Regions from separate parts of the Homo sapiens genome. Here region 2 is linked to region 1. A link is an interaction called in ENCODE POLR2A ChIA-PET data of the cell type or tissue named here. Cell type or tissue: Caco-2. All regions are shown on one strand. Links, peaks and the distances in the headings refer to the core of each region. The heading gives the core; the rest is flanking DNA.

The links. ChIA-PET counts read pairs that join two places held together with the same protein. Peaks named below come from ENCODE experiments on the same cell type or tissue, not always from the same donor. Only the 100,000 strongest peaks of a DNase experiment are listed, where the experiment ranks them.
Region 2: POLR2A ChIA-PET joins it to region 1 with 8 read pairs; 2 of 35 experiments call an interaction of 5 or more read pairs at or near these places.

What each region holds. Positions count from the first base shown.
Region 1 is chr6:8,239,516-8,247,633 of GRCh38, reverse strand. All of the region lies in intron 3 of LOC105374910 (a long non-coding RNA gene), which reads right to left. Among named protein-coding and RNA genes, the nearest start is that of EEF1E1-BLOC1S5, 140 kb to the right of the region's middle. In Caco-2, for the core only: no CTCF peak of the experiment used is centred there; a DNase peak (open chromatin) is centred at 3,983.
Region 2 is chr6:7,799,151-7,807,268 of GRCh38, reverse strand. The region is part of intron 1 of BMP6 (bone morphogenetic protein 6); the gene reads right to left. Among named protein-coding and RNA genes, the nearest start is that of BMP6, 77 kb to the right of the region's middle. In Caco-2, for the core only: no CTCF peak of the experiment used is centred there; no DNase peak of the experiment used is centred there.

The DNA of each region.
Region 1 (8,118 bases), core at 1,910-6,909:
CTCACATCTCTACACTCCAGAGGTTTAAATTCAGATCTCTTTACACTATAATTTTTAAGTGTTTTAAGATCCCTTCAAAAACTTTCTCTACAGTCTCCTTCTTCCTCAAAGAGTATATATGTGATCAAACCAACCTCCAAACTCAGCTTCATTTGGATGAATGATTAAGACTTTTTCATTTGTGTATTTTGTTCCTATTCATTCACAAAATTCTCTTAATTTTTCTTTTGTTTTGTGTTGTTGTTGTTGTCCTTCATATGAATTGAAACAGTCACAAAATAACCAGTCGACTCAGGCAATTTTAAGAACAATCACTGAAGCAATATGTGGTAATGACAGATAAAACAGAACAGGTAAACTAGATGTTCCCTATTTAGCCAATTATTTGTAGATACAAACATAATTCCCTATTCACATATGAAGTCTTTGTTTATTTGCATTAAGGCTGCATGGCCATATCTGTTCAAATTTGCAGAGTGTCATATTTTATTATGATGATCATTGTAAAATAGATTGCTAATATCTTCCCCGTACCCAAAATCTGTCAGAGATATTTTAGGTATCACTGCACCACTAACTCAAGCTGTTCATATAGAAGGAAGGTAATCAGAATTGAGAGAAAAAAATAGAAAAGAAAATAAAAACCATTTCCCAAAAGTGCAGGAGCACATGAAAACTTGTCTAGCTAATCATCAGGAGTGTAAAATGTTTATTTCTCAGTTAATAAGCACCACCTGTGTTTATAAGAAGTCTCTGATGACTTGTTTTGTCTCTTGCAAAGAACATAAAACGTTCTCAGATGGATTTCATAGAGTATATGCAGATTATTAATACATTTTCAAATCCCACCATGACTGATGCAGCCTTCATTGTCTTCTTTCCACTCCCTACTACACACTTTCTTCTTTAATTTTTTTATTGAAATGATATAGTATAAAAAATCATTGACTACATATAAATCAATTGTCTGTGACATGTTACAGGGAAAAAGAAAACATCAAGATTGCCAATAACAGGCACTCAGTCTCATAAAACTTGTAATCAACTTCTAAGCCAAGGCGTAAACTGTAATATATTGCCACAAACCTATAACAATAATAAACTATTTGAATTGCACCTTCACATTCTCAGTCGTTAATAACAAATAAGCATGAAAAAATTTTGACATTCATTCATTTTAATGGGTGTCTGCTTGTTTATCAGATTGTGTCATCTGGCATTACAAAATACAGCCTTATCCTTGGAAGGGTATGTAGAGAGAAAGTGTCTAAGCTTTGGGTACTAACTACAGACAATAAGGACTCCATTTGTTGGAAAATTTTAAGAGTAACTTATTCTTTATCTCAGTTCAAAGATTATACCAAGCCTTTCCTTAGTCCTAAGAGAAAATAAAAAAGCAGATCCTCCATCTGATTAATTTTTATTATTAGGACTCCTCCAGGCATCTATTGCTGCAGAAAAGCCACTTCAAAATGGTGGCTTGAAACAATAACAATCACTTATTTTGCTTATAAATCTGTTAGCTAGCCGGGCTCCACTTGACAGTTTTCATCTGAGGTCTCTCATACAGTGGCAATCAGTCTGTGGCTGGGTCCGAGGGCTGAGGTTGTCTTGAGAGCTTTTCATTCACGTTTAGTGCCTGGGCTGGGAGGATTCAAACAGCTGGGTGCTGGAACAGCTGGAGTTCCTTGGGCGGCTCTCTCTGCCTCTCATCTCTCCATGTGGTCTCTGCATGTGCTGGCCTCAGGGTAGCCAGACTTCTCACATGGTGACTGAAAGCTCAGAGCAATTGTCCTGAGAGGGAGCAGGTGGAAGCAGAATCACCTTTTATGACCTAACATCACAAATCACACTTTGGCCGCTCTCTACTAGCCGAGACTGTCACACAAGCCCAGGTTCAAGGGGAAGAAATATACATGCCACCTCTTGAGGAGGAGTCAATGAGGTTCTTAGATAACATGGGAAACAGTGTGGTCAATTATTTTTGCAAAATACACTCTGCCACCTAGAGTTCTGTGGCACACGTCCACACTCCAATGCACACACACTCACACACAATAAACAGAATTCTTGCTTGATAATGCAGCGAAATACCATGAGGCTAATAGTGCAAAGTTTCCTGAAATGCTCCCAAAAGCTCCCATAGTTGTGCTGTAGTCACTTTGTAAATGACCATGTTAGACAAATACAGTTGGGTTCATGAAAAGATGTCTTAGTGCCTTCAATACACCAAGAGGCAGAAAGAATCTCAGAAGCCTCGTTGCTCAAAATAGGGCTTATGGACCAGCAGCATCGCGTCACTGGAGCGCTGGTTAGGAATGCGGATGCTCAGGCCCCACATGGACCTACTGAGCTAGCATCATCCCCAGGTGATCTGCATGCACATCAAGCATTGTCTTACAGGACTGTGCAGTATGGAGTGTTCGCCAAACAAATGTGTCTGTGGAGTCCTACGCTGGGCACTTCCTGGGATTATGGGGAATTCACTTTGGGATCACTGTGATATAAGTGTTCATAGGGACCTGCAGCCTCCCCCACACCATGCCCGACTGTCTAAAACTTCTCCCAAGAGAACTTGATGGCTCAGATCTCAGGCCTGAGAGGAGTGAAAAAAGGCTCCTGGCACCTAACCACCCAGCTGTCTAAACTCTTCTCGCCCTCCCCACAGTCCACTGGGGCTTAGGAAGGTGGGCTCTTTTCATAGCTTCCTTTCCTATTTGGTTGGAATTTCCCCTACACCATAATCTAATTTATACTTCATTCTTCACTGTACCCCAGTGCTCAGGGCAAGTCACATAGGAGGGAGTCCACCAGAATCTGTGGAACGAAAGAATAAGTGGGCTGGATGCAGTGGCTCACACCAGTAATCCTAACACTTTGGGAGGCCAAGGCAGGAAGTTTGCTTGAGGCCAGACGTTCAAGACCAGCCTGGGCAACATAGCAAGACTCTATCTCTACAAAAATTTTTTAAAAAACCAGCCATGCGTGGTAGTGCATGCCTGTAGTCCCAGCTACTCGGGAGGCTGAGGCAGGAGAATTGCTTGAGCCCAGGAGATCAAGGATCTAGGGAGCCGTGATCACACCACTGCACTCCAGCCTGGATGACAAAGTGAGTCCCTGTCTCCAAGAAAAAAAACGTGGGGGTGAGTGTGGTGGCTCATGCCTGTAATCCCACTGCTTTGGGAGGTCAAGGCAAGAGGATCGCTTGAGACCAGGAGTTCGAGACCAGCCTGTGCAACATGGCGAGACCCTCTATGTACAGAAATTTTTTAAGAAACATTAGCCAGGCATGGTGGCACATGCCTGTAATGCTAGCTACTTGGGAGGCTGAGGCAGAAGGATCACTTGAGCCCAGGAGGTGGAGGCTGAAGTGAGCTATGATCACACTGCTGTACTTCAGCCTGGGAGACAGAGGAAGACCCTGCGTCAAAAAAAAAAAAAAAAAAAAAAAAGAATAAGTGAATGAATGTTAGCAGACGGGGAACAGAGGAAGAAACCAATTCATAGATAGCTATGTGAACATGGGTCAGGAAGAGCAGTCACTACATCTGTTTCCTTTTCTTTTTCAAGTGTACCTGTGCTCTCCCTTGTCTTACTCAGATGTGCCTTCCCTATGTCAGTTGCTCAGCAGAGGACCCAGGACCATTGAAAAAATGACAGTAAGTTTTATTTAGAAGCCTCACTGAAAACTATAGATGGAGGCCTACAGCTTGGGGGCAGTTCTGTCAGACTGCTCCAACACAGTACTACAACTCACAGTTTATATACAGGTGGTGAAGATTCAGTAAGTGCAAATCTCATGAAAGTTTGGGTGTAAGAGTACATCTGGTTATAGATTACTAAAGTACATTTGGTTATAGATTGTGGATGCATAATCACTAACCCTGTCAGATGTTATCTTATGTGTAGGAAAAGGCAAGGCGAGGTCATTTATCTTTTAAGGAATGTAATGACTCAGGCAAGAGACGTGGGGAGGCTGTGTGCTCTATTCTGTTTTGTCTTCAAGGCATTCTTCCAGAGAGCTGCATTTCATCAGAGTTGGGGGTTCAAGCAGAAATGAGCAAGCGTGGCTTCTTATATTGGTTACTTTGTCTCACAATAGTCAAGTCTGTATATATACTGGCAGTCTTTTCCCAATTTCCATATTCCTCTTCTATTTTCTCCTCCTCCTCCTGTAAGCGTATAGCCCTCAAGGTTGTTTTGCTTATTGTGAAGAAATGGGAAAGAGGAGGAGGGAGAAGGATGTCAGGGGTTTGAGGGATTTGGGAGTGATTAAGAAACAGCAACACATAACAAGCTTGGTGCTTGGACAGGGTTGCATGGGGGAGAAAGTCCCTCATAGAAGAAGTCTGTTCAGAGGCTAAAAAGCAGAGGCCGCTGCTCAGAATGGGGGAGCATAGGCAACTCTCCAGGAGAAGAGGGGAGAAGAGGGGCTCAGATGTCTAGTGATGTGGCACAGCAGCACAGAGAGCAGTCTCTGGGTCAGGGAGCTCAGAGGGCTCATTGGGAAGAATAGCAGCTTGGGATTTTATCATGGGAAGGCCGTGTATTATCAATAGATGACAGCTGTTGGGTGAGGTTATGCAGGTATGCAAATCAGGCAGTTTCTAAATGGCTTCAAAATTTGCTTGTTTGAGCTATTTTAAAAATAACTGATGTGTACAAATTTGGATTGGGCACTAGTAAGCATTTGAGCTAATGGGTCTCAGCCCACAGTCAAAAAATTGACAACTGTGGGGCCAGTTCGCAGAGGCTATCAATGTTCACATATATGAGAGAGGAGGACGGTGTCAAACATTCCCCAGCACTGCACTGCGAGGAGGAGAAAGCAGAGAAGAAGTTGAAGTGGCTAAGGGGTTTTTCTTGGATGCTAGGATTAGCTAATTACGCCTCAAGTAACCCAGCATGGCCCACCCTGTACTATCCTGTAGTGGCAATTCAAGAATCACTGGAATCAATCAAACCATGGAGAAACACAAATTGCTCTCATTTACAGATTCTTTGGGAATGGAAGTACCGTACTAAATGCTATCAAAATACCTACGCTTGTCAAAAAGATGTCATTATTTTACATTTGTCTGATGCTTTACTATAAAATCGAAAATGTCAACCACAATCCTTCTTGCTTAAGAAAATACTGTGTATATGGAAATGGCGTGTACGGTTATGATGACACTATTGACTGGATTTTGGTTATGCATTTTTTTTCAATAAGGAAATCATTGTTATGGAGTTTGTGTTTCTTTTTTTCTTTTTTTTTTTTTTTTTACAGAAGGCAGTATCATTAGTCGGGCACTCAGACTGCATAACCCTTCTTACAACAGGCTCAGTCACAAGGAACCATGTAGATTGGAAAAAGAAACACATTACTGCACACCCATGAAAGGGGTCTTTGTAAAAGCACAGGGGGCAAGGAGGTGCATCTAGATCAATCAGCCTCAAACACAGGGTGAGATATTATCAAACCAGATTTCACTCAAGCTAACAGCTCTTAGCTCTCAAGTTCAACTGTTTTCTAATACATCAAATTTTCCATTAAAAGGCAAACTATTGGTAGCATTTTTGGTGGGGGAGATTATGGAAAATAATTTTAGAATGTTCATGTCCCCTTCCATGGGACAGAGGGAAGGACCTTTCATAGCCAGGTAGCAATTCTAGAAAAATGAAGCCTCTCATGTTGGAAGAAAAATAAACCAATTTTTAATACTCAAGAATACAATGGCTGTTTCCATTTTCAACCTGGTGGTTTATTTACACTTTCGGGACCATTACAGATCTCCTGCGAGGCAGATGAAGTGGATTTCATTTCTGCTCTTACGATCCATAATAGCTGCACCACAAGAAATAGCAATTCCCCTTCTACATCAAGTTATGCTAAGTGAGGATATAACATAAGTGACTTCACATGAACATGGGAATTACATAAATGAGTTGTTTAGGTAAAAACCACTGCTAAGTTAAGCTGCCTATTTTTTCACTCATGAGGGTTGAATACAGTGACAAACTCATTTGTGGATGTTGGGCAATTTGATCCAAGGTGACCTGTTACTGCCTCTGCTCAGAAATACATATTCGTTACAAACTAATTCTCCTTTTACCAAACTCATGACTTTGAGAACAATAATCCTACCTAGCAGCTTGCAAAATCTGTTAGGGCTGGACAAGGTACATTTTTTTTTTTTTTGAGACAGTCTTATTTGGAAAGATCAGTGTAAGAATTCAAAGCCTACTGGTTAAAACCATTAGTCTATTCCTGGACTGGTCCTTACTCACTAAGCCATCCAAGGTGCAACTTAGACATCCTGTGCCCAGGATCCATTCCAATGCCCTATAGACATTCAAATCTACAGCATTTCTTTGAAGTAAGACCTCAAATTCCTCAGGCCAAAACCTTTCCACACAGTTAACTTTGCAAAGAAGCTTACTTATATCAAGGGTGGAAAACATTTTCTTACTTAAATTCTCTCAAGATAAATAATTAGGTCTCTAATTAAAGGCTTGAAGCATTTCTGATTTTACACGAAGACATACATCAGCACAAGAAAACATGTTAGCACGTTCAAAAATAACACCATCATTTAATATCTATATTAAACCTTCTCTTAAAAGCAAGAAACAAGTAGGAGATTGAGTCAGAATTGTTGCACTGTGTCAGCCCCTTCTCAGCCTGTGTCCTGAATTCTCACCTATCATTCTAGCTCTCCTCTAAGTGCAAACATCCAAGCATGTGAAAGTTTTGCGTGCAGGTGTGTTTCCTGTACCTGCCTCAGTGTGAAGCCACCCTGTTTCTGGCCCCGAGGAGAAGTTCTCTTTCCTTGCAGCAACATAATGTTTTAAAAAGCTGACTTTCAAACCTCTTAGTGAATTTTTTAATGGATTAAATTCATCATGTCACCAGCTGCTGTGCAGCTAATAGAGCCATAAAACACTGTATTAAAGGATTACCCATGCAAAATTTCCTCTGGTGCTAATGTGAATTTTAATACTTTTAACATTTAGTTGAGACGGGAATGTCCAAGAACAGCTTGTCCAATAGGTTGTTCTATGAAATTAAGTTCCTCGTCTCATCAGAAATGCCAGGACTCCATTAAGTTAAAGTTTTACAGAGAGGCTACGATGATTCACTGTGCAGCATTTGTGAAGAGAGAGACAGCATCTGCTTCTACATTAATGCTATCTAAAAAAAAAAGAAGAAGAAGGGAGGAGAAAAGCAAAACAGTCATGAATCCCGTAAGTTCACGGAGACTGGGCTGAACAGAAGAAAACGCTAACTTCAGATTTGTGGAAGGTCAATTTATAAAAACGGAAAACAATGCTAATAATTGGGAACACCTAAATTTATATCCTCTTACAAGTCACTTGTCAGAAGGTCAAAAAGTCTCAAAGACACACAAAGTGGCGATTATACAAAATCACATGGATATCAAACTTTGCATAAGAAGAAATGTGATTATCTATATCTGGGCAACAGAAGAAAGAACCGAGGGAAAAATGTAGCTGATAGGGAGTGAAAAGAATCATAGGGAACGATGGCGGAAATTATGTAGTTCAAGTTCTTCATTCTACAGGGGATAATGCTGAGACCCTGAGAAGTTGTAGCTTGCCCAAAGGTTACACAGCTAGTCACATGCAGATTGGAGAATAAATCGCAGGTTTCCTGACACCCAGCCCGAGACACCATGTGTCTCCCTTACGTATCTATAAATATATACATATCGATTTTATTTATGTGAAATGGCTTACATATTAAGTAACAATAAAGAAGCAAGGAGTAGACAATAATAAGATCAGGATCCTCCAGCGATATGTTGATAAATAAGCTAACAAAGCTGTATATATTGCGTGTCGTTTCCAAAATAGTTCTAAATCAGACCACTTTCAGAAGACTTAACTTGAAATGTTACATTCTTTGTTTCATCTCCTTCCCCTTTTTTCCTGAGTGACCCTTCAAATCCAGATTGCAACTCTTACCTGTGCTTCTGAAACATTACAGCATTTCATTATTTGCTAAAGAAATTGCATCTTAAGTGAGGTTACTAAAAACAATGCAATCTTTCTTGAATGTTGTTCAGTAATTGGGCTAAATGTAATCATCGACGGAGGCTGCAAATTCTCATC
Region 2 (8,118 bases), core at 1,162-6,161, 440 kb after region 1:
CCCAGGAGATGCTGATGCTGCTGGTCCATGGACCACACTTTGAGAACTGCTGCCCTTTGTATATCGAAAGGATGGAGATAGAACAGGAGGTCTAAGATTCCTGTGGGGCACCATTCTCTTCCCCGACCACAATCATAAGGAGAGTATTACGTAAGAGAATGACCCTCTGTTTCCTAACAATAACAGAAAAATTGACAATCTGAAGCAAGAGATGCTCAGACTTTTAGAAAGTTGTTAAATATTGAAATGGGATAGCAGAGAAACAGTGGAATCCTCTTGTCAGGAGGTTATTAAAACTAGGGACAACTTTCATTTCGATGGTATGATTTCAAAGGAAGACAGGGAGTATCAACCAACACATTCCTATCTTGTGACAGGTGAAGTTTTTCTTTCCTACCTGCCTAGCTGTGCTACATTAATTGGCCTCTTGACAAGGCATGAAACTTTAATCTTCTTTTAAAAATTATTTAGCAATCCAATCACAGTTCAACAAGATAAGCTATTTTAAGTGGAAAATATTAATTTCATTAGGATGTATAAAATATTTAAAATTATCCAACCCAAGAAAAGAAAAAGATAACTAAGAATAGTCCATACTAAAAAAAAAAGAAATCTCTGTAATGACTTTGTACTTGCTTTGTTTAAATCACTTGTTTTTTTTTGTTTTTGTTTTTGTTTTTTCTGGTTGTCAGGATCAGCAGAAGTATGTGTTTCCTAGAATCAGAGAAACCATCAATAGCCAATAGAATACATTCACGCAATTACAAAAGCCATACACATGTAAGTCAAAATTTCAGGTAGGGGAAGAAAAAGTTTAGCAATTTACACATTAGAAGAGCTACATAAATTCTCACCAGGATAATGCAAACACTCATAAAGATGTCCTCACATGGGCAATCAGCTGGTTAGTAATCCTAAAAATGGGACACAGGGAATGTAACTTATAGATTGCCTATTCACATGTAGAAGCAATAGGTACTAAGAGAAATCAATTTCATCAGGTTGAGGTGGATCACAATGTATGTGTCACCTGCACTTGAAGACCCTGATCTGCTATGTGTGAGGGTGAGGGAAAGTCTCAGGATGCTGGAAATCCCCAGAGCAGTGCTTGCCCCATGTCGGGGCCCCCAGGAGGCTGGCACCAAGTGGTTAACTTGTTGAGCAGGCTTTGTAGAAAATATGTTCGATGTTAATCTCCTAAAAAACATCCAACCACATTGCTGACCCCACATCTCAGAATGCAGCAATCTTTATGTGTGAAAGAATGCATTCTTTCCAAGTGGACACTTCACACTTCAGCAGTAATGAGCCTGAATGTGGCTGCAGTCATGTGTCATTCCAACCCGAGATAAACAGATTCAAACGTGCCTTCTATGATGACCTCGCTTACTGTGGGAAGCCTCACTGGGACGTTTTTCAAATCATGGCATATTTAAGATTTTAATGGTCTTTTGATTTCTGTGCTAGAGTATTTTATCATCTCTACCGACCCTCAGAATTCTCTTTGTGAGGTTTTATTTTGCCTTACATGGCTCTTACAAGTTGCTCTTTTAAAACGGAAGAGCTCTTGTACCAAATATTGACACTGTTTGTTTTCCCCAGTCATAATGAAATAGGCGCTAGTTGATTCACATTCATTTCTGTTATCTGAAACCTCTATGAAACTCTAATGGGGTAGATCCGGTTTCCTTCCAAAGGATCTGCTGCATCTATACAATTAAAATTCCATCCGTCCTAAACCATTAAAATAAGACAGCAGGACAGGCTTGCTTCTTTAAATGAACCTAATAGAAAACCACAAAGAATAGCAGCATCTCAGTATCTCTCATTAAAATAACACAAATTTCATTCTACTTTTTAAGGTGACTACAACCAAGATAATAATCGTGTGTGTGTTGAATAGATACAGATCTCTTCACATACCTGTGTGTCAGTGTGCAGCTCTGTAATCCAAAAGATAACATTTATGAAGTCCGCATTGTATAAGATACGGACAGTGAGCTCAGCGATTATTCTGGCTGCACTGAAAAGATGAAAGATGAGCAACCAACAGAGCTCTTTTACACGGAAAAGACCTCAGGGAGGATTCATAATCCTTCACGTCACTGTCTACTGGATCTAATAGAATCTGTAGACTAGGGACAAAACATTGAAATGGGCAAAGAAATTTACATCACATCAATGACAGTATTATATAAATAGGGTTAAACTTTCAACAATAAAATTGCTTAGGATTTAATAGTAATTTGCTTTCTATAAATGATTTCGTCCCTCTGGTGTGACCTGAGAGGGAGTTTACAAGCATCAGGTTGGTTGGAAAGTGGGAGATTATTTCTGTGCAATGGCTGTGTTTTTTAATACACTAAGAAAAAAAAAAATCAGTTGTAGAAAGCGTTGGAAAATATTCTTAAAATCCTCTAGTCCCATCATGGAAATCATCTAATTTAAACCAATCCAGTACAGAAGGTAGTCTATACATCTATACATGACACTGTAGAAATAATCTACTAACAAACTCTCCTTGTGTTTAGAATAGAAGCTATGTGAAGGGACCGAGCATATTTTTATCTGTGTATTCTTCAAACCCAGCACTGTGACTGGCACGTAAAAGACACCAGATGTTTGCTAAATGAATGAATGAATTTTCCATTCATAGGGAAAGAGAAAAAGACTTCCAGCATTACCCATGTGTCTTCGGGTTCTAAAATCTTCATCCCCATTGAAGTCCAGACTGAATGTGAAATTGGTCATTTAAATGAAGGACTTTGGCGACTGGTCCCAATAGTCATAGAGCTGCCTGAAAACTCTGTCCTGACAATCACTATGTATAAACCAGCACCTCTACTGAATAATAAAGAAAAAAGCAAAGGAAAGAAAGAAAGAAAGGAGTGTGAAAGCCAGTTTGCATGGCCAGATGGCTAATGAGAAGAGGAGGTAATTTTTAAAAATATGTAAGTTTTAAGTGAGAGTTTAAAAAAAAAAAAGTTACTTTAACCTCTGCTTTAATTTCCTACCCGATGGCTTTGCCTGCAATTTACAGTGTGGGATAATCCTTGAGAGATCAGAATTCCTTAGCTTGACATTTGGGCTTACTACTAAACGGGTCACTCATCCCACTCTAGACATTTCCATCTCTTATAATGCTCCAATTTAGTGTGTCAGATCCAGCTGGAACAAATCCCTTATTGTTTCCTGCACATTTTCCTCTCATTTAGCATTTTATATTCATTGGAGGGCACCAACTTTGCATGTCAAAAAGTGTGCTTACCTTGGGATACTGAAAGGGGGACCATGTGCTCCTATGCTCAGAGATCTGATTTCAAGAGGGGAAAATGCAATTATATTGATTACTGTAGTACCTGGTAAAAATTAATTACCATATTTCATCCAATCTAATATGCCAGTGATAGTAAAATGCAGCGTTCATTTATGTAACTGCTAAGAGAGGAAAAGCATGGCCAATTAAACAATACACTAGCAATTGTTAGGCCCGACCTGATTTCGCAAGTTAAATGTGAAAAAAAAATGGTGCATCTTGAAATCAATGAAATATAGCGGTATTCATAAGTTACAAAGGGCTGGCAGAGAAGGGCGATCACATCTGGGCCGAGAAAACTACAAAAGAGAGGCATGGTGAAGGGGATGCCACGTGAACCAGGCCTTGCAGGGTGGGGAGTTTTCTGTAGGTGGAGACAGTGGCATGGACAAAGGCTTGAAGTAGACTGTGAATGTGTAGGGAGTAGAGGTTGCCATTAGGTTAGAGCTTAAGGTGCAGGATGGGAAGAAATGAAAGATTAAGACAAGCTGATGCCAACGAGAAGGCAGTGGGGAATCCCCTAAGATTTGAGTGTTGTATCATAACCCACAGAGACCATTAATGTGGTAGTGGTGTCTAGGATGACATCACAGCTATGCTCAAACCCTTCAGTGGATTTGAGTTGGACCAAACCCAGACTTTTTTTCAAGGAAGCTAAAACTCTCAATGATCTGGCCGTCACCTCCCTCCCCAACCTGTCCCACTGCTCTTGACCACGGATGCTCTAGCCAAGCTTGAGCCAGTCACGGTCTTTCTACCTTGAGGTGGATGTACGCTGCTCCCTCTGCCTGCGCCACTCTTCCCTGGGAGGAAGGGACCTGCCCTGGCCAACCCCATCCCGAGTCTACTATTTTCCCATTCAAGCCTCTGCAGGCTTCCTTCCTAGCACCCATCACAACTTCAAGTGTTTTTCTTCCCAGGTTGATTTGCTTTTGTCTCCCTCCTTGGAAAGAAAGGTTCATCTGTATAGCAACCATATCTCTCTTAGCATCTGTTGTATCCCACAGCACCTGCAGGGAGCAGGCATTCTATGAGCATTCGGTGAACGAATAAATGAGTGTCTGACCCCCTCCTTCCCTACCGCATATTCAGCTCTAAGCCAGAAGGCCAGATGGGCCCCAGACCTACTCAGTCTCACCATCTGGAAAGAAGGCAATTGCCTAAGAATGTCTCTCTGGGATGAGGAAACCCTTCACTGTCAGGTGACAATCAAAGGACAAGTCTCAGTCCATCCAAGGACACTGCCACCTTCCTCTCCTTTCAGTGACCTGCTCAGAAGGTGCATAGGTTGTTGCTGATGGCAGCACCCATCCCTCCTCATCAAGTGACTGCCCTGTCTTCCTCCCTCCCTGATGCAAGCCCATCAAATAGTGTTGTCCTCACTCAATCCCGCCACAAATCTAGTGTCATGCTGAACGGTGGGCCTGTTCCATTAATTTTGACTGCCTTATTAGAAACCCCTTACTTGTGAGGATTACAACGTCTGGGAAACAGTTCAATAAAGAACAGCTATTGGGCCCATCATTGGTCTCTGAATGCTGCTCCATCATATGACTGAATGGGCCTCAAGGGAGAGGTGAGGGATCATACCTGTTTCATTACCATCATAGCTGGTGCTGAGAACAGAGGTCCTCAATTAACATTTAATGATTGAATGAGGGAAAACATCAAATAAGACACTCTTCCCATTGGGCTCCGTTATATAATCAATCATACTCTTCTCTTAAATCCAAAATATCTGTAAGCTTTTCTTTAGAGCTTTTTCTTTAATAACAGACACAAAGAGATGAACTGAGTTAGGTAGCAAATTAAATGGCTCACATAAGGTTCTCATCCAGGCTGCATTTCTCTTGAGCATTCCACCAAATGCCTTCTAAATGGCCTGTTGGCAGGTCCTCTGTGTTCAGGAAGCAGATTTGGAATGTACCCTCTGGATCTCTGTCTGGCTGGGGGCACTCCACATCTCCCTGACAGAAGGGGCCTTCTATGAATTTCTGGGCAGTGCCTATGTCTCCCTGACCTAGAGCAAGCTGACCGGATTCATCAATTGTAGTATAGGACCATCTGCACCCCATATTGCTTGATATCAGGCCGTTGCTTCTGCCAACAAGAACAACATCTGTTGTGTCTACTGTGGCTCAGGAGCCCACTAAATCATGAGCAGCACCCCCATGTCTCAGTTCTCCATAAACCTTGCAAAGAGGCAGAAGGCATCTGTGTTCATGCTGCATTCTGCAAGCCACTTCAGCTTCCCACCCACCCCAATTTGGCACACATCTCCCAGACTGGGAGGGAAAAGTGGTGGGAAATTTTTTCTCTGACACTACTCTATTATCTGGACAGACTTCTTCAGCCCCTGAGCTATTTCACAGAACCCACTGAGGTCACAAGGTGATGCCAAGCCTGTGGATGAAACGTGACTTGGCAGCACCCAACTGTCCTGGACCTCAGCATTTGATCACTATGGATCTCAGAGCTCAATGTTGACCAGAAGGAAATGATTTCCTGTTCACCTGGGTTTGCTCTTAAGGATTTATTCAGATCCAGCCTGGCAGAGTCCACCCGAGCGTCACTAACTGCAGGTGCTTCTCTATCGAGTTTCTCAGTGCGTCACCGCTCAGCGATGAAGCACTGGATTGAAGTCCAATAGTATCAGCCAATGCCAAAAACAAGAGGACTGGTCTTCAAGAAAACAGTAAACAAAGCAGTTTGGAAATTATGCAAGAAAATTTTTAAGAGGATTCGGTTCAAGTTAATAAATGCTGTCTTAAAAAGTTGATGCCAAGCCACCCAAAGTGAACGAATACTATTCATTTGTGCAGGAGAGAGCATCAATTTAGAAATATTTTGCTTCATTTTTGCCTTCGTTACTACATTCTGGAACTGAGATACATATCTTCCTCCAAATTAAGTGGCCAGATGAGAACAGTCTCAGTTCTGAAAAACTTAGGTACCTGCAGCAAGCTCTCATGGAAGTACACATGGTGGCACTGACCAACTTGACTGACTGGAGCCAAGGTCAAGGACATGTGCCCCCCCCTCCCCCCGCTTTATTTTATGACCACAGCCTGAAAACCTAACCCTAGCCAGTTCAAATGACAAATCATTGGCCCTAGAACCCTAGAAAATGTGGGTTAAATATAATTTCCTTAAATTAATGAAGTTTTAATGAATCAATTTATTGGTTGGTTTGTAAAACAAAGTCCAATAAATACTTCTATCATGCTCCTGCATATGGAAATAAGACAGAATAATAAAAGGAACCCCAGGATAACTAGAAGTAAATATATCAATCCATCCCCAAACCCTAGAGGAAAAGAAAGGTGCTTTTATAGTAGGGGAGAGCTACAATCAAACCCCCAGAGCTTAATAAGAAGAAAACAAAGACCTTGCCACCCAGACATGGTTTAGACTGGGCCTCCCAGACACCATGGGCAGGGGAGGGACAGAAGAAGAGCTTTTTCAGGATATAAATGTTAGAGATTTTGTGAGACACTCAGGCTACAGGGACAAAGGCCATTCTGTGAAGGAGATGTGAGGTCTAATGTAACATTTTATGGACATTATTGATTATCTACAAAATTTTCCACTGGAATTATCTGACTCTTTTTTAAAGTCTGTATTTAAAAGCTCTCTCCATAAGAGTTCAAAGAATGCTCCTATTTACTATCTCATTTGTCTCCACTACTCACTGTGAAGTAGCAAAGATAAGGATTATCCCACTTTATAGTACAGGCATCTGAGATAAAGGATTGCAGTAAATCTGACATGTTTGGAAGTGGGTATGTGAGGAGGGAAGAAATCATATGCCAGGGTGGCTTCTTTTAGATCACACACACACACACACACACACACACACACACACACACACACCCCTTCCTTTATCGTAATAACACTCATCTCTTTTGGATGAGAGAAGATATCCTGATAAAGTTAATATAAACAACTCCAAAAGAACCGTGCAGTAGAACTTCATCAATTCAGGACTTCATGATTTTGGAATGTATGCTTATTGATGACACCTGACCCTTCAACATTTGCACCTATCAATAAGTGATCGGTTCCTTAAGCAAATGCAGATGACACCTAGGTCAGGGCACAGGCTCAACTGTGAATGAGAGTAGAGAATAAAATCAAAATCCTTTCAAGTTTTAAAGACTCTATGATAATATGCTTTTAAGCACCAGAGACATTATCTTTTTTTTTTTTTTTATAATCAGTGTAACTATAAGTCAAGGAGAATAGATTTTGGCTGGTGCTCTTGTCAACTATAAATCATGGCTGCTTATTTATTAAAGTAAGCTGAGCGGTGAGGACTACTCTGCCAGCTCATTACCAGTTGCTGTAGGTATTTCAAAGTAATAGTTCTAATCTTATAGGATGCCTGCCTAGAAGAGACCTTAATTTCATCATTGTCTATACTCCTTATTTATAAGGAAGGCCCAGAAGAGTTAAATAACTGGCACACTAACATTCAGTTGGAATCAAATAGCCCTTCTTCAAAAAAAGAAATCATAACTTTGATCTTTTCAATAATCTGAACAGGACTTCCCTGAATTAATCCAAGTGACTAGCAGTTTTCTGAATTCTACTTTATACAGAATTACTGATTTCGCACCTGACCCTGTCCCCTACTTTGATTGGCTGAGATGTGGCGACCATCACAAATCCACAACATAAATAAACCTTGAGATGGATAATTGAGAAAGGAGTATAGTAATTTTAACAAATTAGCTTGGCACTCCAGCCTTAAAATGAGGTTATTCCATTGAACAAGCTGCTCTCTCCTCTCTCCCTCCTTT